Regions from separate parts of the Mus musculus genome. Here regions 1, 2 and 4 are each linked to region 3. The links are chromatin loops, found by intact Hi-C in ENCODE. Cell type or tissue: heart. All regions are shown on one strand. Each heading gives the region's core, and the rest is flanking DNA. Links, peaks and the distances in the headings are about the cores only. Region 1 holds the start of Obsl1 (obscurin-like 1). Region 2 holds the start of Chpf (chondroitin polymerizing factor). Region 3 overlaps Slc4a3 (solute carrier family 4 (anion exchanger), member 3). Region 4 overlaps Obsl1 (obscurin-like 1).

Region 1 (5,502 bases), core at 178-5,177, 53 kb before region 3:
GCAGTACTGCGTTCTCTCCTTCCAGGACGTCAAGCTTCCGGGGTAAACGCTTCAGGATGGGTCCTGAGACGTGGATGGGAATCCGTCAGCCCAGGCACGAGACACCACCAGGTCTCAGCCTCCTCCCACTGGCCAGCTGACCTTTGACCGTCACATTGGCCACAGTGCGCACTCGGCCCCGCATCTCGCACAGATAGACGCCATCATCATCGGCCTTCAGCTTGTGGATGACGAGGCGTCTCACAGCGCCCTCCTCGATCTGCTCGTACTTGCGGCAGGGTAACAGCCGTTGGTCCTCCCGGAACCAGGCGGTGGGAATTCGAGAGTTAGGTACTTTACACTCCAGCACCACAATCCCGTGTTCCCGACCCTCCACATCCTGCAGGGGCCGGGTGAACCGTAGGCGGGGTTCTGTAGAAAGAGAAGGAGAGAAGGCTCAGGAGCAGGAGCAGGAGCGAGAGACTAGCTGAGGAGGATAACACATACTTGCTCTTCCTAGCAGGCTAGGAATGGCGGCCGAATTCCCAGCTAAGTTAGTTGGCCTAATTCCCAGCCTGACCCCGATATCACCTTGGACACGTCTTATAACATTTCTGGGTCTCAATCTGCTCATGTGTTAAATGGGGGAGGGGAGGCGGCAAACATTCAACCAGATCAGTGGTTTTCAAACCGTCCCTAACACTACACAGCATCTCCCAATTCTTCAAGGATCTGCATTGAATTTCATTTTAATATAGCATTCTAAGCATTTCAAAACCATATTTCGGAACTTGGAAACCACCAGAGAGTTAACTTGCTGAGGAAAACAAGGTTTGGCCCCACTGGGAGAAGTTTCTTTACTTTCTTGAGGACATTGCAGTTTCTCACTGGCCTGGCAAGTCTGAGCAGGACGCAGTGAGGACACTGTCACAGCTCGGATACCACACACTTGGTTAAGTGTCAGGCAGGACTCAAGGGAACTTCCCAAGCATGTTTTCCTTGAAGGAACAAGTTGGGCAATCACCAGTGAAAATGTAACCCCTCAAATCGTGGTGGTCAAGTCCTATTAAGGGGAGCCTTAGCTTCCAATGTGACTCGAGAGTGCCTTGTTTTCTCTGGATTTTCTGTTCATGGGTACTGAAAACGTGTAAGGTCACCTCTCCCCCCCATCTCTTTTGCTTTCATCTTCTTTGAAACTTAAAAGAATCCAGACTGGCTGGTGTTTTTCCTCTGACACATCCACCTCTCCTGTGAATGAGCAGTGGCTGCTGGGAGGTTTGCACCAGCCTTCCTAACAGATTCCGGGCCCCCGAAGCTGTGAACACAGCCTCCACTCCAAATGTGTGTTTTCAATACAGCAGCCCCCTTTTTCTCACCGATTAGCATATTATAAATTTAGCCCTAGTTATTTACTCCCACAACATGCTCCTATTATTTTACAGATATTGCTACCAATGGGAATCCAGTTGGGAAAGAAGGCCTAAAAGAAAGAATAAAGGATAAGAATGTTCTAGGATTGTTAAGATTTACACAGTCTATTCCTTGGCTTAGTGGTTTTTACCACCTGGGTAGCTGGCTAAGAAATTCATCAGTGTACTGGAATTCAATATTCCTCCGGACATGGGGGTGGACATGAGCAAGAAGGACCTCTGGGGGCACTGGAAGCACGGTGCTCTACCTTTCACGTGCAGCTGGACCGCGCTTAGGGTCTGGCCCGCCGAGTTGCGCGCCGCGCACACGTAGAGCCCACGGTCCTTGGCCTGGCAGTAGAGCACCTTAAGTACAAAGCCGCCGTCGCGGTCGCGGTACATGAGGCGGCGGCGATCGGGGAGCAGAGGGCGGCCCTCCAAGTGCCATTCGATCTCGGGCTCAGGTTTGCCCATCACGTAGCAGCGGAATTTGGCGTGCTTGCCCTCGTTCACCCAGAAGGTCTTGGGCGCGCCTTTGAGCGGCTCCAACACGGGTTTGGGGTTCTCATCGGGATCCTGGGGCGGGCTCTCGCGGGGCTGGTGCACCTGGAGCAGCGCGCCCGCCTGCGCGTGGCCGTGCGCGTTGCGGGCGTGACACACGTACACCCCGGAATCGGGCAGCCGTGCCGCCAGGATGCGCAACGTCAGGCTCGCGCCCTCGTCACTCGCGCCGCGGCCGGGCTCCAGCTTGAAGTGGCTGCTGTCCCATACTTCGTCCAAGGCCATCCCATCCTTCTCCCAGTACAGCTTGGGCTCCGGAAGGCCTCCCACCTGGCACGTCAGCACCACCTCCTCCCCTCGCAGCACCCACTGGGACTGGGGCCCCGTCAGGAACTTCGGGGCGCCCTCCCCGGTGCCCGGTGTTGGCAGCGGACACTCGGAGGACTCGGGCTCCGGCTCGGGGGCCGGGGGTTCCAGCACGGTGACGGCGGCCGCCGCGTAGGCCTCTCCGGCCGCGTTGCGGGCGCGGCACACGTAGACCCCGGCGTCGGTGGGCAGCGCGCCGCTCAGCAGCAGGCCGTGCTCGGCGCCGTCCTCCGGAAAGCTTAGGCGCTCGGAGGCCACCAGCTGCTGCCCGCCTTTCTCCCACACGACAGTGGGCGGCGGCTCTCCCAGGACCACGCATTTGAGCTCGGCCTCCGCTCCACTTACCACCCGCACGGGCCGCGGGAAGCGTAGGAAACACGGGGGGCTCCCCTGATCCCCTGATCCGGCCTTCATTGCGGCCGCTGCAGATGGCTCGCCTGGGCGCGCGGGAAGGCCGGGAGCCGAGACCAGGGCGTGGCGGAGCGGGCGCCGGGACCGGTGGGACTCCTGTGACCGCTCGCCTCTTTACCCTGGACCCTGGCCGCAGCCCTGCTACGCGGCAATTCCCGGGCCGGGAGCCCAGAGCTCAGGGGGCTGTCCTTCCTGTTTGCCTGCTCAGCGAGGGGCCCTACAGCCTAGACTGCCCGCGGCCGGGCTTCCTGCTCTTGGGAGTCTCTCTTTCCAGCCCCCTCCCACAGCCTGGGCCTCTTTCTCCTCCCTCCCTCCCACCTCCGGCCTCCAGGTCTCCAACTGCGGGCCTGGCTTGGGCTTGAGTGACTTTGTCGCCTGCAGCTGCCAATCCCAAAAATATTCTCTGATGACACAGCTGGAGGACAAGAGCTCAGACTGGCTCCTCCAGGCTAAGTATAGAGCAGGCGGGACCACCTGCCCTCGGCCCAGAGCCTCAACCCTAGGTCTACCCTCCCACGTTGGCCTAGCAGCTGCTAGGATTGAAAAGAGCGCCAGAAAGTCTGAGGGGGGTGGTGCATTCTGTCCTTCTGACAAATGATTTGATGACTGGTCAACCTTAAGCACCCAGGCACCTGTGGTACCTGATGTAGATTCTATGTGTGTGTGTGTGTGTGTGTGTGTGTGTGTGTGTGTGTGTGTGTGTGTGTATTTGAGGAGTGGGTTGTATGCTTGCCTGAATGGGTCAGGTCACTTGGGGTGAATACCCATCACAGCCCCTTCCCCCACATTCTTGGCGGGAGTGGGAGATAAGGCTCAGGGCCACAGACATCTGCGTCAGAGATAGGAGGTCTCAATGCCATGGGCAGGGGCGACTGGGACTGTGGGGCGTGGGAAGGACTGGGGGAGACTGGGGTGAGAAGGGTAGAAGAAGGCCAGCAGTGGGATGGGGAGGGGACAGTGGGGAGGTCCTAGACAGAAAGGGCACAGGGCAGCGTGTGGGTTCCCTGTCATCAGGGCAAGTGAACTATGGTGAGCCAGCGGTCTCTGCTGCTCCTTTTGCTGTTGACCCTACGGGATGTGGACAGCTGCCAGGGACCCGAACTTGTCCGGGAGCTCGTCCTGGCCAAGGTGAAGGCTCTATTCCTAGATGCCTTGGGGCCCCCAGCAATGGATGGGGAAGGTGGGGATCCTGGAATAAGGCGTCTGCCTCGAAGACATGCCGTTGGGGGTTTCATGCACAGGACCTCTGAACCAGAGGAGGAAGATGTCTCCCAGGCTATCCTTTTCCCAGCTACAGGTAATGAAGTTGGGGATTGGCAGGTCAACTTTGAAGAGTAGCCGGTACCTACTTCATGGGCTTGGGAATCAGGCAGCTCTGGGTATGAATGGCAGCCCCACAACTCAGCTGGCTTTGCGGCAAGGGGCCAGTTCCTAAGCCCCTCTGATCGACATCAAACAGGTGGTAGCCTCTACCTCAACATCAGATAGGTGGTAGCCTCTACTTCTCAAGCGGGACTGATCCAGTGAGCCTAGCATGCCTGGAATACAAAAGGGGAAGCTAAGGCTCTGTAGAGACAGCTTCTGTTGCTGCCTGTGGTCTGTCCTGCGTTTTGTGCCCCCTACTCTCCCCAAGCCCCATCTGGCTCACTCTGAGGTCTCCTCGCTTCCCTGCCTTCATCTCCAGGCAGCGTAGTAGTAGTACCGAAAGTATGGATTTCATATCAAGTGGAATCCCAGTCTTGCCACTTACTAGCTGACTGTCAGCCGCCTCAGTGTCTTGTCTTGAGAATGGATCAGTTGTTAGAATTTGTAACGCGAGGGACTGTGTTCTAGTACGGCCCCAATTGCAGTCTTGACTACAGCTGGCCCATAATATTTCCCATAGTCTGTGTCCACTGGACCAGAAATGGCAGCTACACTTCCCTGGGAAGGGCTGACCTCTGCTCTCTTCTCCTTTCCCTTCCATTCTTTCTCTTTTCCTCCTCCTCTGTCTTCGTTAGTTTATGCATATGCCTGGAAATGCGGGGAGGTCAGAGGTTGACCCTGAACATCTTCCTTAGTCACTCTCCACCATTGTTTTTGAGTCAGTCTCTCACTGAACCAGGACCTCACTAATTAGTTAGCCTGACGGGTGTCTGTCTCCTCGGTCCTGTGAGATCGCATCCAGTTCTTTATGTCGGTCCTGGGATTGAACTCTGGTCCTAATGCAGACACAACAAGTACTTCAACTGAGCTGTCTCCCTACCCTGTAAGCTGTCTTTCAAAAACACGGTGCCTTTAAGAAATTTATCTTTTCAGGGCGAGGGGAGAGTATAGGGGGCTTTGGGGATAGCATTTGAAATGTAAATGAAGAAAATAATTTTAAAAAGAAATTTATCATTTAAAGTTTCTGACATGCTGAGATGGAGCAAAAGCAACAAAACACACCCATGCACCCAAGGTGTGAGAATCACTCCATGGTATCTGATGTACACTACCATAAGCTGCAGCCGCCAGCAGCCACGGGTTCCTGGCTTCCTGAAAGGAAAGCTGGGGATGGATGGCGAGGAAGGGGCGAGAAATAATGAGCCAAGATAAAGTCCTCTGATCAAGGCTCAACTTTAATATCCTAATGTCTGATCTTTAAAGGGAGGGGGGAATCCATCCCCCACTGTGCCAGGATCCCACTTTCTCATCAGGAAGACAAGCTCGGCTGCTCAGCAGGTAGCTTCTTGCAGGAAGCTGCAGATGTGCACAGATGTGGCAGACAAAACTTTACCTAGGTAGGAAGACTTCACCCTAGGTGAACTAGCAACTGTGGCAAAGAAGGTCTGAGCCAGCCAGCCTGCTCAAGGCT
Region 2 (5,502 bases), core at 376-5,375, 82 kb before region 3:
GGCATCTGTCTCAGGGCTTGTCCTGAGCCCATGGGTCCAACAAAGCAAGAGACAAGGGACCAGTGGGCTGCCCTAGGGACTGAGGCTACAGCCAGCCCTGTCCAGCGAGGCTGGCACGTGGCTCCAGGTTCCTGGGGAAGAGCAGGGACAGGTGCAGGGGCTTAGGTGCTGTTCCCCTGTTCCTGCTCAAAGAGCAGCATGGCAAGCTGGGTGCGGGAGCCAAGGCCCTCAAGTACGCTCTGGCGACAGCGGTGGTAAAGGTCTTCACTGAGCCGTGCACTGCACGGCTGGGCCCGGTAGCGCTGCAGCAAGGCTGGCTCTACTGCTCTCAGCACGTGCAAGTTGGAGAAGCGCAGAAACAACTCGTACACATCCAGGCTCTCCAGCAGCTCCTCCTCCTGCTCCGAGGCCGCCACCAGCCGGCCACGGGCCGCCACATAGTCGGAGTTGTAGAAGCATGCCTCACTGGCAGCCTGGCGATCAAAGTGACCGGTGTCACGGCCCAGCTCTGGTGGCCCAGGGCCCTGAGGTGGAGCCACAGCAGGGTGGAAGGCCTGGAAGTGCATGGGGAAGAAGGCCTGCCAGCCAGAGATGGCATGCATGCGGCAGCGGTTCAGGAAATCAGGTGTGAGTACCGTGTCTGGCCCGGCCAGCAGGAACAGAGTGTCTAGTGGGTGCTTCTTGGACAGCAGATCCATGAGACGCAGTGGAGAGGGCGCTGCTGTCTGCACACTGAGCCAGGGCACCCGGGCACCAGGGAAACGCCGCTCTAGCTCTGCCACGTGGGCCTTGACAGGTGCGAAGACGTCTGAGTGGGCTGCCCGCTGGGCCTGGCGTGGCTCATACAGCAGCAGCAGGGTCAAGGCTGCTGCATCACCAGGTTCCAGGGCTGCAGTGGCAAAGGCTTCTAAGAAGCCAGAAGCCAGGTCTCGTTCCGCTGCAGCCAGCGGCAGTAGCACAGTGAGCCGAGAAGCCTCGGTGACATAGGGTACAGGCAAGATCTCCACTCGGCTCAAGGGCCGAAGGAGCTGCACCCTGCGGGTGAGGGGCCAGCGGCCACCCTGGGGTGTCAGCGCTTCCAGCTGCAGGTCTAGTGTGTACTCCATGCCTCGGGCTGGATCAAAACGCCGGTAGCCGTTCACCAGCTGTTGCTTCTGGAGCTGCAGCGCTGGCTGGTAACGGCGGTTGAGCTCCTCTAAGGCTGTCCCCAGGACGTCAGCCACATCAGCCTGGTCGGCCCCACGCAACGGGCAGCGGGGAGAGCCATCGGCGCAGGAGAACGCGTATTGTTCTGTGAAGTAGTCCCAGCGCAGAACCTCAAAGCGTGAGGCAGGGCGAGACGGTGCTGGGATGCCCACTGGCCAGGCAGAGGCTCTCTCCCCATCAGCAGCCAGTCGGCTGGTATTCTGGATCTCCCACTGGGCAGGGGAAAAAGGGGCCATGAGCAAAGTACGGGGTCACAGAGCCAGTATACAACTAGAGACTCTGTGGGCAGGCAGTGATACTCAGAGAGGACCTGCAGCTTACCGGAAACCCAAGCCCCCCACCCCCCCACGCACGCGCATGCGCGCGCAGTTTCTTCACAGATTAAGACAGTTTAAAAGTTGAAAGGGGGGATTCCTGGAGGTTTCACAAAGGTCAAAGCCCTGGCAGTGGGTTTGCTCTATGACTCTATCACTGACTTTTTATTCCCGGGGTCTCTCAGGACCTGCTCCCCCTAATCCCTTGACTCCCTAAGCCCAGGCCTGTACCTGCAATTCTTGAATCTCCTGGTACGTGCGGTCCAGCTCAGCGCGGGCAAAAGCTTTGTGCAGCTGGTACATGTGCACAGGGTCACGCACGGGATGGGCTGTCAAGGCGCTGCGGAAACGAGGGTCCCCCTCCTGCACAGGCTCCCCGGGGCTCAGTTCCAGGTAGTTGTAGTGCATTCCCTGGGGAGGGAGGAAAGGAAGCATTCAGAATGGGAACAACAACAGAGCTGACTGACCTTCCTCCCTCTCTTAGCTGGTGTCTCATCTTCAAATCCTATAACCAGTTATGGACTTGGAAAGTCAGAGTTCTGTGGATTTGAAGTCTATTTGACCAGCTGATGTTGTACAAGCCTGGTCAGGTCTCTGTGAGCTCATCTGTGAAAGCTGCCTCAGAGGTGTCCAGAGAGCTAAATAAAATAGCTGACACTGAATATATATTGTGTGTAAGGATCTCTTACTTTTCCCTAATCCTTATACGGCCCTGCCTAATAATTGTTTCCATTAGCATGCACGAGGCTGCTGAAGCTCAGATCTAGTAATTTACCTAGAGCCACTGGGATTTAAAAAAAAAAAAAGATAGATTAACAGAGAAAACCCCAACCTCTATCTCCATTACCCCATACCTCTCCTGGGGAAATAAGCAAGCTCTGAGAGGAGACACTAATTGGGAGGCTTATCTTCCTACCTCGTGGTCACCAGTACAGCCCACGCCTGTGGCATCAAGGATGCAGCGGCCCAACCACTCATCCGGGCGAGCACTGACGATGTCGTTGCGGCAGCTTTCCAGGTGGGGGCGCAGTTGCTGTAGCAGTGTGCGAGAGAGCAAGACTCCAAAGCCCCCGTGGCAGTAGCGGCCTGGGGTAGTATCTCCACCGATGAAGTCCTGCGGCCGGCCAAGATAGAGATGGGTTGCTGAAGCAAGGCTGAGGTGGCCAGCTAGGCGGTCCAGTCCATGCGCTTCAGTATAGGTGGCATCAGGCACTAGGAAAAACCAGTCAAAGTCATCGCCGTGTTGCTCCAGCAGGTGGCGCAGCGCCAGGTGCAGGTGTCCGATGGGCCTCTCTTCGCCCAGTGCCACCACCGCCATGCCTGAAGGTGTCCGGCGGCCCCTCGCACCGGTCAGGAACACTACATGCTCCAGTCGGTGTCCCAGAGTTCGGTTTACAGCCACACCCAGTGTAGGCAACGTGGCTTGTGAGGTCAGCACTGCCACCAGAAGCTTCTGCCTGATGCCCAGCTCCGTGCTGATATACCGAGTTCTGGGAAAAGACAGTTAGGAACAAGATAGCACACAGCTTCACTTGTTAGTTCTCCTCTGGACCTGTTTGGCACCCACGAACGGGAGGATAAGACTGTCTCTCCCACGAGACATGATTTAAGTGATATACTGGTCTCACAGAAAGTGTTGCATCTAGGAGACAGCACTTCCAAGGCAGATGCAGGTAAGAGATACACTAGATCTACTTCCAGATTTCACAACCTAGTGGCTGTGTCCCTGAACATGTTACTTAATCGGTGCCATCTGTAAAATGGGACAGATTGCACTTAAACAGTAACATGCTTGGCACACTGTTGCAGATGCTCCCTGCAACATGAATATGCTGTCAGCCCCGCCCCCCCAATATGTCCTATAAATGATGTGTAGAAGCATACGGCATAGTGGTGTAGAGAATGTCTTTTGGAGAGGGGCAAACTAAGGCAGTGACTCACCTTCCTAAGGTAGAAGGTAAGTTGTACAACTGGAATTCACTGTTACTTAGAAGAAATTACTTCAATGCGTGGGCAGAGACATCAATGTGATGAGTACATTCCTCCCTCTCCCATCTCATCCCAAGGTGGCCCTTGAAACCCATCTAGGAATGAAATACAGGTAAATTCCAGTTCCCTCCTTTTTCTTTCCCCCTCTTTATACACTTATCCTCTTTAACACTCATTTTTCTAATCCTAAACAGACCAGTGGGGGGCTAAGAGGGTCTTTGGAGTATAATTGGGTGGAGTCGGTTTAGCTCAGCTCAGATCCGGACGGGATCCAGAAAAAGCTTCAAACTGGCCCTCTGTCTCCCTGCAAGCAGGGTCATAGGAAGTAATCGAGGCCCAAGGACTTCCTGGCCGGCCGGCCCCTTCCTTCCGGAGCCTGACCCGGCCTCTGGCGGCCTCCCTAGCGCGCGCATCCTGGCTGGTGCCTGCGGGGGGGGGGGGGGGGGTGTTAGGGCGGACGGAGTGGATCAGTACCTGACGGCCTTCTTGGTGGCCTGGCCTGGCTGCGCGGGATGGTAGGGCAAGACACGAGGCTCCCAGCTCTCACCGGTGCCTGCGCCGGCCCCGGGCCTCTCGCGCTCGGATCCGGGCTGCACCGAGTTGGGCCGGCGCGCCGCGTTGGTGTTGCCGCGCGGCGGCAGCTCAGAGTCTCCGGGTTGGGGCGGCCCGGGTCCGCAAGGCTCCTCCACCCAGGTGACGCTGAGCAGGCTCAGGGTGAAGCCCAGAGAGATGCCCACGGCCACGGGCCCCGCGGGCCGCAGCACGGACAGCAGCAGCGACGCCCGCATGGCGTCCCGACAGCGGGTCCCCGGCCCCCGCGTAGCCCGAGGCGGCTCCGAGGGGGCGGGACCGAAGAGGGGGCGGATCCGGAGGGCCCAGGCCCAGCAGGCGGGCCCGCTCCCTCCCCGCCGAGCAGAGGTAGGAGCTCAAGCCCGGAATCCCCGGGCGGGTCGGCCGCCCTTAGAGCAGCACTGCGCGCCCGGGCCTCCAAGGCGGCCGCTGTCCGACGTGTCACCGACAGGGCCCCGCCCCCGAGGTGGGGTCTAGCCGTCAGCTAGCGGAGAGGGACGAAGGGGAGGAGGTTAAAGGGGAAGGACCCCCGGAAGTGCCCCCTCCTCAGCGCCGGAGAGGCAGACGCCGGGGGCGGAGTCCCCTGTCTCCCCCCTGCGTGGTTGGTGCGTCCCGGATGACGTCAGAAGCAGCCCGCCCCTGCCAGGATGGTGCACCCTGAGTGACGTCAGGAGCAGAGGCCGGAGCTGTCCATCAGCACCAAAGGCCGCCAGCGGGCTCAGGGCATGGGGCCGCGGCTCCGGGACAGCCCGAGCTCCTGCTCCTTTCCCTTCCCCGAGCCGGGCGCGAGTCTGTGGAGCTGCAGTGCCAGCCGGTGTCGGAGGTGGGGCGACGACGCCGTCGCACAGAGACCCGTCTCTCCGGCCCAGCAGCCCCCTTCGCACGGCAGACTTTGCCCGGACCCCAGTCAGTCAGAGCCTCTGGTGTCCTACAACCCCGGCTCCTCCGGCCCCTGCACACCCTCCTTTGCTCGGAAGCTCCGGTCACCTCCGGCCCAGGTAGATCTTGGACAATTCCAAATTGAGCCTCCCACAGATGGTGCTCAGGCTGCCTCTTTTTGCCAGCGGCACCCTCCCTCTCCTCGTCTAGCCCCATCTAGTCCCTCTTTTAAGTCCATCCCAGCCGCCTCTAGCCAGGCACTTGTTTCCCTTTGTCTCTGCTCCCCGTTCCAGAGATGCTTCTAGAGCTGCCTGATGTGGGCAACCATTCCTTTGTCCACTGTGCCCTTGCTGAATTCCCCCACTCGCACTGTTATTGTAGTGGAGACCCACAACTGACTCTTGACCCCAATTTCCTCCCTGTCAGGTTGTCCTGGGAGGGTGACCCCCTTCCATTCCCGGCGCTATGCCGGGTACTATGGAAACTCTGCGGTTTCAGCTGCTGCCCCCGGAGCCGGATGACACCTTCTGGGGTGCACCTTGTG
Region 3 (5,461 bases), core at 1-5,000:
GGGTGAGCACTGGAATCTCCCCATAGATTTGCTTTCTTGGGCCCAGTGGCTTGAGCTGGGCTTGACCCTCCTGAATCTGCAGGTGCAGTATGCTTAGCCCACCCCCTAGGTCTCCAGCCAGTCTCCTCACACTGGGAACTCTTCCCTGCTTCCCCTTTGTCCTGATCCACCTCTGTCAAGAAGGCCCAGATTGCTCAGATAAGCAAATCCCTTACCAGGCCCTTTGTCTGGGCAGGGCAGGGGCCAGGGGTAGGCAGATCTGTGTTACCTCCCCCAGGCCTGTCTATCGTCATGGGAGCTGTGTTGCGCCGGATCCCATTGGCTGTACTCTTCGGGATTTTCCTGTACATGGGCGTCACATCACTGTCTGGTATCCAATTGTCCCAACGTCTGCTGCTCATTTTCATGCCAGCAAAGCACCATCCTGAGCAGCCCTACGTGACCAAGGTCAGGCCCAGATGCATGGAGTTGGGGACATGGTTGAGTTGATGGGAGTGGGTCTGGAGGGACTCCTTGGCTAGGGATGAGCAGAAGGAAGATAAAGATAACTGGGACCCAGAGAGCCATGTTCCCCAAGGAGTGGGTGGGGCCTGAATGGCCATGGTGTAATGAGACTAAGCCTGTACCCCAGGTGAAGACATGGCGGATGCACCTGTTCACCTGCATCCAGCTGGGCTGCATTGCACTTCTCTGGGTGGTCAAGTCAACGGCGGCCTCGCTGGCCTTTCCTTTCCTGCTCTTGCTCACGGTGCCTCTGAGGCGTTGCCTTTTGCCCCGGCTCTTCCAGGACAGGGAGCTGCAGGCGGTAAGGGCTGACGGCTTGGGGTGGCTGGGGGGTTGGGAAGATTAAGGCGGTTGGGGTGGGCACTGATTTAGATACCTGGCTTCCTGCTGGTTTGTGAACTGGGGAAAGTTACTGCATGCTCGGAAGTGCTGTTTTCACTGGTCTAGTGGGCTTGTTGTGTCTACCGAAGAGCTGGTGGGAGAGTTAACTACGAATCCAGGTAAAGCTGCTGATATGAGGCTTTAAGAACAAGACAGGCCTGCTGTGGACAGTTGTGCTTAAACAAAGTACCTGGCTGCAGGCTGCGTATGGATGGGATAGCACAGACATCAGTCTTGGGCCCTGTTTCTGTCAGCTATAGCAAAGGACATCTTTTTGCTCTTCTTAAATTTTTTCATGTTTCCTCTCTCTCTCTCTCTCTCTCTCTCTCTCTCTCTCTCTCTCTCTCTCTCTCTTCCTTCTCCTCCTCCTCTTCCTTCTTCAGCATTTTTGCTTGTTTTTGTTTTCCAAGACAGGGTTTTTCTGTGTAGCCCTGCCTGGCTGACCTGGAACTCGGTCTGTAGACCAGGCTGGCTTCAAGCTCACAGAGCTCCACCTGCCTTTGCCTTCTGCTGGGATCAAAGGCGTGCACTACCACACCTGGCTTTTTAAAATGTAGTTTATGTGTATGTGCTGAGGTTCTCTCTCTGCCACGTGGGTCCTGGGAATTGAAGCTGGGCCATCAAGTTTGGTGGCAAGCACCTTTATCTGCTGAGTCACCTCACAGTCCGAATTTTGCAATTCTTTCAGCTCAGATATGGGGCACAGAGGCGCCAGGATCCCAGGATCCTAAGCATACGCATCCTGTGTCACTGTTGGTATTGTACTAGTCCATTTGGGCATTCTGGGTGATTTGGAAATGAAGGTTTGAGGCAGGGAAGTACTTCAAGCTGGGGTCCTGGAGAGAGAATAGGTGTTGAGAAGAGGATGTAAGGAACAGGAGAAACGTTTGTCTGTCCCCCTGCCTTTCCCAACCCCGTGCTCTCTTCTGCAGCTGGACTCTGAAGATGCGGAGCCGAACTTTGACGAGGATGGTCAGGACGAGTACAACGAGCTGCACATGCCTGTGTGACCTGCAGGATGGTGCCCCTCCGAGACCCCACCTTGGCGATTCACAGACCCTAGGAACCCAGCACCAGGGCCAGGCATTCCTCAGACCCAGGGATGTGCCTGGAGTCACTGCCCATGCCAGGCCAGTGGCCCCTTGACTTTCACAGCCCAGACGGCACCGGCTTTGAAGTCATTACAACACACTCCGTGTCTTGTGTCTGCCTCATTTTCTTGGTGCCGCTTGTGGCTTGTCAGGCCACATTTACCTACCTGAAGTGTTACCAGGGCCATCCAAACTGGAAGAGATTTGAAGCAGGGGACAGAGAGGGCTTGAGGGGAGGGGTAGATTCAAGACTACTGAAAATCCAAGCTGGGTTTTGCTGTTCCCTTCTTTAGCTCCCTTCAGTATAGCAGAAGAACAGAAAGTTCAAGGTCTACTGAGGGTCACATGCCCATTAATCTAGCCCTGGAGGGGATAAGGAGGCACTGCTTCCCTTTAGCCACCAGGGAAATCAGGGTGACTTCAGTCCTGTGGGGCTACAAAGCTGCACGGGAAATGCATCTGGGAAGCAGAGGTAGCGGCTCAGCCCCTTAGACGCCAGGATGGCGCGGGGTTGGGGGCCCGCTGGACCATTTTAGATCCTTCTGGCTTAAGTGGGAAGGGTTCTAGGATTCCTGAAGCCACTCCTTGTGCAACAGTCTGTTTTGCCAGAAATAACCTAGGAGGCCTTGAGGGGGGTGGAAACAGGACCCGTTGCGTCACAGTTGCTAGGTAACCAGCTGTCTGGAGCCTGCCGGCCGTGTGTAGCCCTCTGGTGGTGGTTTTTGCGCACTGTAGGCTCTGTCGGCAGAGCAAGGGGAAGGCTGCCACCTGGCGGATCCGATTTAATCCCAGGTTTCATTTAAGCGGGTTCCAAAGGATTCTGGGAGGTTCATGGAGGTCTGCGGCACCAAGCATCCAGGGTTAATGATGCCTTGGCATCACATAATCCTTTCCCTCTGGAGCTGGTTCTGCATTCCTATCTTTATCCGATTTGACCTCTCCTTTTCTGCCATGGTTCAGGCCTACAGCTGGCGCCTGGGGCAGGCAGGGGACACAGAGATGTTTGCTGTTTTCCTAAGTCAGAGCAGAACCGAGACAACAGTAACCGGGCTATCATCACGTTTTAAGCATTTCATCCCAGCTGCCCACCCATCTTTGCTCTCTGATGCTGTCATGCCTTTGACTGGCTCGTCTAGCCTATTTGAACACAAAAGACTTGGTAGATGGGCCATGCCAAGGTTGAATGTAAAATTACTCTGCCAGGGATCAAAACAAAGGTCAGATGTAAAGCCTAGATCACAGGCAGGCGTGGAGCAGGTCTCACAGAGGGTCCGACCTTATCACAGTTAGGCTTGGCCGACAGGCTTCTGGGAGAGCCTGGAATCCTTTCTGGGTATTGGCTGCTGGCTTGCTCTTCTGTTGTGGGGATTCCTTTACAACTCCATGAAGGAGCCTGCTTTTCCCAGGAGCCCTCTCCTGCAAGTGAGAAGAGGATCCACGTGGAGATCTTAGTCGGGGTTAGTAGCAGGTGATATCCAGTGAAGTGAGGAGACTCTCTGGCCTCAGAACAAAAGGTGAGAACAATATGAAAGTTGAGTCGGGTTGCCATAACAACCAATATGAAATGGATAACACGAGGATACTGGAGCTATAGGGGATGGGCTGAAGTTTAGGAGGAACCTCGCAGAAGATGCAATTCTGGGGTGGGGCCCTGGGCAGGGCTTTTTCCACAGCTCTAAATGTCACCAGGAAGGGTGCTGCTAGGGAGCGGAGTGGAGACTAGGATGATTCTGTAAGAGACAGGATGTCGAGACCATGACATACATCCAGGCTTGGGCCTGGGTGACTAGACTGAATGTCATTAGAGGACATTTGGAATTTATCCCAAAGTCCCATGTTTCAACTGACCATTCCTTGACTGAGCCTTTGGCGCCATATCCTCTCAAGGGCCTGGGACCTTTGAGAACATTAAAAAAAAAAAAAAAAAAAAAGCATAGCGGGACATCAGTAGAGAGGTGTTCTGTTCCTATGGCATAGCTTGAGGGGGAATGGGTATTATAAGGCAGGTGTTCTGGAGTATGCCCCCCCCAAAAAAAAACCAGCTGCCATGATCAGATGAGTTGTACCTGCTTGCAAGAAACCAACAGGAGAGGCCTGTGGGCCGTTGACCTTTCCTCAGAACAGCGTTTGGGCAAGGTCATTAGAGACTGTAACCTCTTCTCAAAGCCATCTGTGTGCAGTTCTGCCTTGATTGTGCTTAGTGTGTTCAGGGGGCCCAACCTCAAGGTATTGGGAGATGCTAGGTCTCTAGCAGGGAGAGTATGTCTGCTGGGAAAGGCTAACAGAAGGGTGCTTTGTTTATTTGCCTATGTATGGGAAAGCCATCCTCCATGCTGGGTTCCTTGCCAGCTTGTACCCTGTGACCAATAAACTCAGGCGGGTTCCCCAGAGTGAACTTTGTGGGATCCTACTTCAGTTTGTTGTTGGGACCTTGTAAGGTGGGGGTAGACTTTGTTTGTGTCTCCTAAAGGAAGGGATTCTTCCAACAGGAGTTGAGGAAGGAGGTAAAGGTCGTGGTCTATTAAACACCCAGCCCAGCTTCCTTGGAAAAGGCTTAGGGAGTAAGCATGTGTGAAGTGTTGGGGTCAGGGTTGGGGGTAACAATCTATACTCTTTTCTTTTGTAACTTTCAGAGTCAGATTATGGGCAAGAGTCACACCTTGGCCAAGTGCCCAGGGTTTTCATTATCCTTGGACAAGTTCAAGCCCATTTCCAATCTAGAGTTCTAACACGTTTTCTTTGTATAAAGAAGGTGGCTGTCCCTGCCCTCCTGCTGAGGATTCAGCTCACTTAGACAGCTGAGGATCCTGTGACAGCCTCTGACTGTCGGAGCAGTGGACCATCTGCTCATATTGCCCTACACACCTCCTTTAGGGTACAGAAGCTGGCAATGATGTGTACCATTTGGCAGGCCAGGTGACATCTCTTCTTGTATCATATCAGCTGACTCAAATGATCACCATGGCTGTTGACACTTGGAGCTCTCAAAGGGAATTCTAAGCAGCAACGGGGGAGACAAAGCTAAACTCAAGGGCACTGGTACTAAACACAGCCTGCTGCTCAGCTCTCAATGAAGCCATTGCTGATAACCAGCAAAAACAGGTTCTGGCAGTGCCCACCAGTGGCCTGAATCCAAGGTGGCAAATTAGAAAATGCAGAGTGAGGAATTTGGTTTCCAGATAAATTATTCAATCATTTGAATTTGATCCATTGCATGTCTCATCCATTGTGGGGGGAAAAAAAGCACAGGCTCCAATATTCATAGGATTTATGTTCTGTGAGGAAGATTGACTGTTTGAGCAGGCTGCTGGGATTATTTTCAATTTTCTAGGAACTGTTTCTTAATATTGAACGATGCTTTATCAAGTGCTAACTAAGCAGACAGTCACTGGGATGGTCTCTGGGTGGCAGATGAATCACAGTGTTTGTAGGTGATGGGAAAGTGTTGCCCAGAGCTCGTCCATATCCAGGGTCCTGGGAGAGAA
Region 4 (5,502 bases), core at 159-5,158, 64 kb before region 3:
GGAGACAAGCTGGGGGAACAGGGCAAGGGAAAGATGTTATGTCTTAGGAAAGTGGGGGAGCCCTGGATGGGGGGGAGGGGGGACTAGTAAGGCTTTCTGCCCAGGTTGTACTCACCAGCCACCTGGACATTGAAGCTGAGGCTTGGGGCCCCTGGGGATGCCCCAGATTGGCAAGTGTAGACACCTGTGTGAGCGAGGTCTGCTGCCTGGATGCAGAGGATTCTGCGAGGACCCTCAGCTCGCAGCTCTAGTCCTTCACCCTGCTGCACCGGGCTCCCATTGTGGCTCCAGAACACTTGTGCGCTTGCTCGGGACAGCTCACAGCTCAGCACCACGGGCTCCCCAGGAACCACGCAGAGCGGATTTGGGGCTGCCTCTGGAGCCAGAAACTGCACCGGAAGCTCTGCACAAAGAAAAAGGGAGTTGTAAGCCCAAGCCAGCCCCTGCCTCCCCACCCAAGGCTGGACCGGCACACCCACCAGCCAGGCTGACGTTGAAGGTGACAGCCTCATCTCGGGTCTCACATACATACTCCCCGGCATCCTCAGGCTGGGCGTGGGGCAGGGTGAGAGTGCGGGCAGGCCCCTCAGCACCCAGCTGCAGCGCATCTGACACCTCTACCTCTAGGCCATCCTTGTACCAGCGCACCTGAGACCCAGCCGGGGCCACTTCGCAGCGTAGCTCCACGTGTCCTGGAGCCCCAAACTGCAAATCCAGGGATCGGGCCGCTGGGTGCACAATCCTTTCTGGTGGAGCTGGTGGGTGGACAGAGAAAGAGGGAACATGGTTTTGACAGATGGTCTCTCCCTGCCTCTCCAATACACTTTATAGTGTAAGGACCTGGGGGCTCCTATGAAGAAAAGGACTTGCCCAAGATCATACAGATAAAAGAACCAAGTCAGACTCATACTCAAACCCCATTCACCTCTCATTAGGTCCATCCCCATTCCTTCCATTCTATGCTTTGCCTCTGAGATGCATAACCTATTGCTCCTTGATAAACCAGTTATTTTGCCTTTTTTTTTTTTTTTTTTTTTTTGGCCTGACTACCACCTCCCAATGTGAGCGTCATGAATAGTGAAACTTGCAGCTCACTGGTTCACTCTGTACCCCTAGCATATGGTGCAAGGCATATGCTAGTTGTTTGATAAGCATTTGTTGAATGAATGAATGAATGAATGAATGAATGATCGATCCTAACTGCTAGGCTTCCTCTCCCCGAGCCCGAGGACACTGTCCCAGCTTGAATTGAGTTCTTTGATGGCTAAGACTGAGGAGTCTGGGAAACAGAGGCCTGGGGGAAGGCAAACAGTGGGGGAAGGGATAGTGGATGTCTGTCCCATAGAACCCTGTCTCTTCACTTCCCTGGAAAAGTGTCCACAGAAACTACCCACCTGTGACAGTGACAGTGAAGAAGGCTGAATCATCCCCAGCATCACACACAAACTCGCCCCCGTCCTCTGGCTGGGCAGCAGGCAACACCAGACGGCGACGAGGCCCATCGCTCTGGAGCACCAGGGCTTCACTCTCCTCCACCTCTAACCCATCCTTGTACCAGCGTACAGGAGCATCCTCTCTAGACAGCTCACAGGTGAGCACCACACATTCCAAACTCACGGCGTGTAAGGTCACCTCGTCCTGGGGGTATATGATCCGCACAGGGGGCTCTGCAGAGCAGGGCAAGCACAACTGTCACTAACTAGCAATGCCTGGCAGCACGTGAGCCCCGCTGCCCATGTGCTAATAACAGTCCTGAGTTCCGAGTAGCACAGTAATAAGTAACAATAGGTCCCTGACCTGTCCTTCAAATCCCCAAGACTAGACACTTACAGAATCCAGTATCTTCTGGACTTTAAAAGGATGCATTTCTCATTTGGTAGCTAGCTACCCTTCAGGTCCTGCCTCTGCCCCTTAAAATGATTCCCATTAACATTTTGCTGTCTAATATATATTTACCCTTGGCAAGATATACTAGAAGACACAGTCAAATCTAACAAAGATGCAGATATAGACTAGCCCTACCAGATAATTAAAGAATAATTAAGAATGTATCAGTTAGGGGCTGGAGATGATGGCTCAGCAGTTAAGAGCACTGACTGCTCTTCTGGAAGTCCTGAGTTCAAATCCCAGCAAACACACGGTGGCTCACAACCATCCGTAATGAGATCTGATGCCCTCTTCTGGTGTGTCTGAAGTCAGCTACAGTGTACTTAGATATAATAATAAATAAATCTTTTTTAAAAAGAGAATGCATCAGTTAAATTCAGTTTTAATGTAATAAATTTGACTGTCAAACCTCTGATCTCACTACATAGCCCTGGCTGGTCTCAAACTTACTATGCAGACCAGGACGGCCTAGAAATCACAGAGAATCACCTGCCTCTGTCTCCTGAGTGCCGGGATTAAAGGTATACACCATCATACCAGACAACTGCTAAACTTTTAGCATTTGGTTTTGAGGGTTTGGGGGCTTTACAAATTGTGCAGGAGTGGGATCAGGATCTGTAAACAACGAACACCTCCTAACTCTCCAGTTACTGTGCCGAACACTTTGAGCCTTTAGCCTCACGCTGATGTCTGGAGGAGAGCACTGTGCTGTCTCCGGTTTCCAGATGAAAGAATTGAGGCATGCAATGATTAAGCAATGAATTGCCCTTAAGGTCCCAGACAGCTATTAGCTCCTGGGCAGAAGGAAGAAGCATTCTGTTCTAAAAGGCTCTCCTGCTGCAGGCACTGGGGCGAATCCAGGCCACCCACGTGCAGCAACTAGGGAATACTTCTTGTATACCAGAGTTAATACCTGTCTAAAAGTATCCCAGGGATGCTACACTGTTTCAGTGAGCTCAACCTCAAGCACAGGCCATTCTTCCACAGAAAAGGAGCTAAGTCAATATTAGTAGACCGTCAGCAAGCCCAAGCTTGCCCGTAATACCACGCGCTGTCTTGTTCTCCAACGAATTAAGTTTCCAGAAGACTAGAGTACACCTGGCCCCCTTGTGGCCTGGCTAGGGAACTGTGGGCTTCCCTGTCTAGGATTTTTCAGTTCTCCACCAGACCCAGCCACAGGACACAGGGCATTCTTTTCTCAAAATGTATGATCTAGTCATGATAAGGCCAGGAGATTACAGAAGGCAGCTTCTTCTATATGGGATGGCGGTGGAAGATGTTGGGGCAGTGAGCTGGGCCGTTTGGTGTGGGACTTGATCCACTCTGGCCTGGAGGTGAGGTGGCATTTGTGTGAACTTTACTGTGAGGCGTAGGGTGCTTTGTGGTTGTGGCTGTTGTGTCTGGCCAGGGCTGGGACTGAGAGAATGAAGGTCTCTAGCTGTAAAATAGATTGTGTCCACAGCCTTGTTGCAGTTGTGGGCTCCATCTGGGGTATAGTGAGTGGAATTCCCTAAGCAGCTCTGCCTGGGCATGGCTCCTGGGGCAAGTCAGGGAAGAAGGCAACAGGACCGTGAAGATAGGGTAGTTGTCCTTGTGCTGCCACTGGGGTTCTTCTGTGATGTCCAGAACTGACTAAATGCCCCTACGACCATGCACCCTGGGAATGGTGCCGTGGGCTGTAGTCCTGAGGTGGCCGGCACAAATCACCACCATATTTCTAGCTGTCCTTGACTCCCCGGTACCCGGACTATTCTCAGCCCACCCCTTAACTCAGCCTAACTCCATTACAAGTAGGTAAACATCCTCATTACCCTGACCAGGTTAGCAGCCACGAGCCCAGGGTTTCCTATGCTGTCCTTGACAGCCTATGCCCTGACATGTGTCTGGCTTTCTTACTAGGCTGTGTTCTTTGAGGAGGAAATACATGTGTGTTCATATGCTGTCGAATGCATGGAGCCCAGCCCATACTACAGTGACCCTGTGAGACCTCCGCCCAGGCCCTCCCTGCCTGGCTGTTCTGTGGAGCCCTGGACCCTAATTGAACTTATTTACCATGAGGTTTCTTGGAATGTTTATTGGTGCGTTTATTGGTTTAACACAGGGGTTGCAAATGTGAGGGCCAGATAGGTTAAGTTAATGGCTCAGGGAGTCTGGGGAGAGGCAGGAGAAATGGCAGGGAGGGTGGGACAGAGAAATGGGGGCCCCATACTATGGGGCAGCTGCTACTCAGTGCCAGCCGTTCGTCGCCATGGGGGGAAATGAGACCAGAACCGCCGGGTCTTCGGCTTTTTCAAGAGGACGTAAAACTCCGGGTTGTTATTTGGACTGTCCTGACTTTGGTATGACTCTGCAGGCCAAACAAAACACATCTGTGGGCTGCATAGAGTCAGAGTCCAAGGGGGTCTCCCCATTTGTGACCCCTGGATAGCAACTGCCTTCCCAGCTAGTCTGGCAGCTAACTGACCACCAGCCAGGCACCCAGCCTGGATGGCATTCAGTCAGTGAGCTGGTGGACCACAGCTAGACCTGGCCTTGTTGACACCAGAGAAGGGCTTGCTGTTTCTGATTGGGATTCCAGGCTCTTTCCAGCAGGGACCCTGGTGCATGCACCCTCAACCCACACTCTCCCTCCCAGACACAACAAGCTTGCATGTGGAGAAATATTCACTCAACATTCCTGAGGCTCAGGGTTGTCCTCTGGTGACTCTGGGGGCTGGGATAGGCCCACACCTGTGACGGTGATGGTGAAGGAAGCCGACTCATCATGGATTTCACACAGGTACTCGCCAGAATCCTCAAGCTGGACAGAGGGCAGCACCAGGCGGCGGATGGTGTCTTCCTTCTCCAGGAGCAGTGCTGGGCTCTCCACTACCTCCTCCCCATCTTTGGTCCAGCGCACCTCAGCCCAGGGTCGGCACAGCTCACAGGTCAGCACCACACGCTCTAGGCGTACGGCTGCCACATGCACTTCGCTACTGGGGTAGACGATCCACGAGAAGACATCTGAAGGACAGAGACATCAGATCCTAGGCAAGAGGGGATGGGACTGGAGTGTCCTGCCATCCTTCCTAATCCAGGCCTATGTCCTATGCTTTCTAAGTCAGCCACGGGTTGAAGAGGTCATTCTCTAGGCAGTCCCTCACAGCTAGCACCACACAAGCCCCTGGGAGCAGCCATCACGGCCACAGAGATCCGACCGTAATCTCCAAAGTACACCAAGCTTTGTATGGAAGCTGCGTAGTGGGGAGTAAGGAATCAATGTTAACTGTAGAAACAGTTTATGGTCTCTAGGGTGGGACAAGGACAAAATGAGAAATGAAACATAGGGGGGATGGAGAGATGGCTCAGTGGTTAAGAGCACTGACTGATCTTCCAGAGGTCCCAAGTTCAATTCCCACCAACCACATGGTGGCTCACAAACATCTGTAATGGGATCCAATGCCCTCGTCTGACATGTCTGAAGACAGCTACAGTGTACTCACATACATAAAATAAATAAATTAAAAAAATATATATCATGGGAGAAGAGGGCTGGGTCTCAGATGAACTGGGGTCCTGTATAGGACTCTGAGACTTTTTGACCTCTTCCATACCTGGTACCACCTGCTCTGTAAC

Evidence for each region. Hi-C counts contacts between places; a loop is a spot of excess contacts. Peaks named below come from ENCODE experiments on the same cell type or tissue, not always from the same donor. Only the 100,000 strongest peaks of a DNase experiment are listed, where the experiment ranks them.
Region 1: it touches region 3 in a loop (4-fold over the local background); 12 of 42 quality-filtered maps call a loop at or near these places.
Region 2: a loop joins it to region 3, with 6 times the contacts of the local background. A loop is called at or near these places in 23 of 42 quality-filtered maps.
Region 4: it touches region 3 in a loop (2.7-fold over the local background); 19 of 42 quality-filtered maps call a loop at or near these places.

What each region holds. Positions count from the first base shown.
Region 1 is chr1:75,503,556-75,509,057 of GRCm38, forward strand. Obsl1 (obscurin-like 1) reads right to left here and starts at 2,897. Exons shown (of 20, transcript NM_178884.5): 1 at 1,658-2,897; 2 at 142-411; 3 at 1-63. The coding sequence starts at 2,669. It overlaps Inha (inhibin alpha), which reads left to right and starts at 3,522. Exons shown (of 2, transcript NM_010564.5): 1 at 3,522-3,963. The coding sequence starts at 3,693. In heart, for the core only: no CTCF peak of the experiment used is centred there; DNase peaks (open chromatin) are centred at 2,156 and 2,906; H3K4me3 peaks cover 3,750 bases; H3K27ac peaks cover 4,234 bases.
Region 2 is chr1:75,474,809-75,480,310 of GRCm38, forward strand. It overlaps Chpf (chondroitin polymerizing factor), which reads right to left and starts at 4,663. Exons shown (of 4, transcript NM_001001566.3): 1 at 3,984-4,663; 2 at 2,437-3,010; 3 at 1,752-1,931; 4 at 1-1,418. The coding sequence starts at 4,297. The coding sequence ends at 162. It overlaps Tmem198 (transmembrane protein 198), which reads left to right and starts at 4,724. Exons shown (of 5, transcript NM_177056.4): 1 at 4,724-5,077; 2 at 5,385-5,502. The coding sequence starts at 5,424. In heart, for the core only: a CTCF peak has its summit at 2,708; DNase peaks (open chromatin) are centred at 1,224, 2,693, 3,863 and 4,663; H3K4me3 peaks cover 2,935 bases; H3K27ac peaks cover 1,333 bases; H3K27me3 peaks cover 2,051 bases.
Region 3 is chr1:75,556,996-75,562,456 of GRCm38, forward strand. It overlaps Slc4a3 (solute carrier family 4 (anion exchanger), member 3), which reads left to right. Exons shown (of 23, transcript NM_001357150.1): 20 at 1-2; 21 at 278-447; 22 at 632-805; 23 at 1,818-2,088. The coding sequence ends at 1,895. Among named protein-coding and RNA genes, the nearest start is that of Slc4a3, 13 kb to the left of the region's middle. In heart, for the core only: a CTCF peak has its summit at 2,714 (motif pointing left); DNase peaks (open chromatin) are centred at 1,976, 2,716 and 4,896; H3K4me3 peaks cover 732 bases; H3K27ac peaks cover 2,164 bases.
Region 4 is chr1:75,492,391-75,497,892 of GRCm38, forward strand. Obsl1 (obscurin-like 1) reads right to left here. Exons shown (of 20, transcript NM_178884.5): 8 at 4,618-4,890; 9 at 1,395-1,667; 10 at 480-755; 11 at 116-403. Among named protein-coding and RNA genes, the nearest start is that of Obsl1, 11 kb to the right of the region's middle. In heart, for the core only: a CTCF peak has its summit at 3,007 (motif pointing left); no DNase peak of the experiment used is centred there; H3K27me3 peaks cover 296 bases.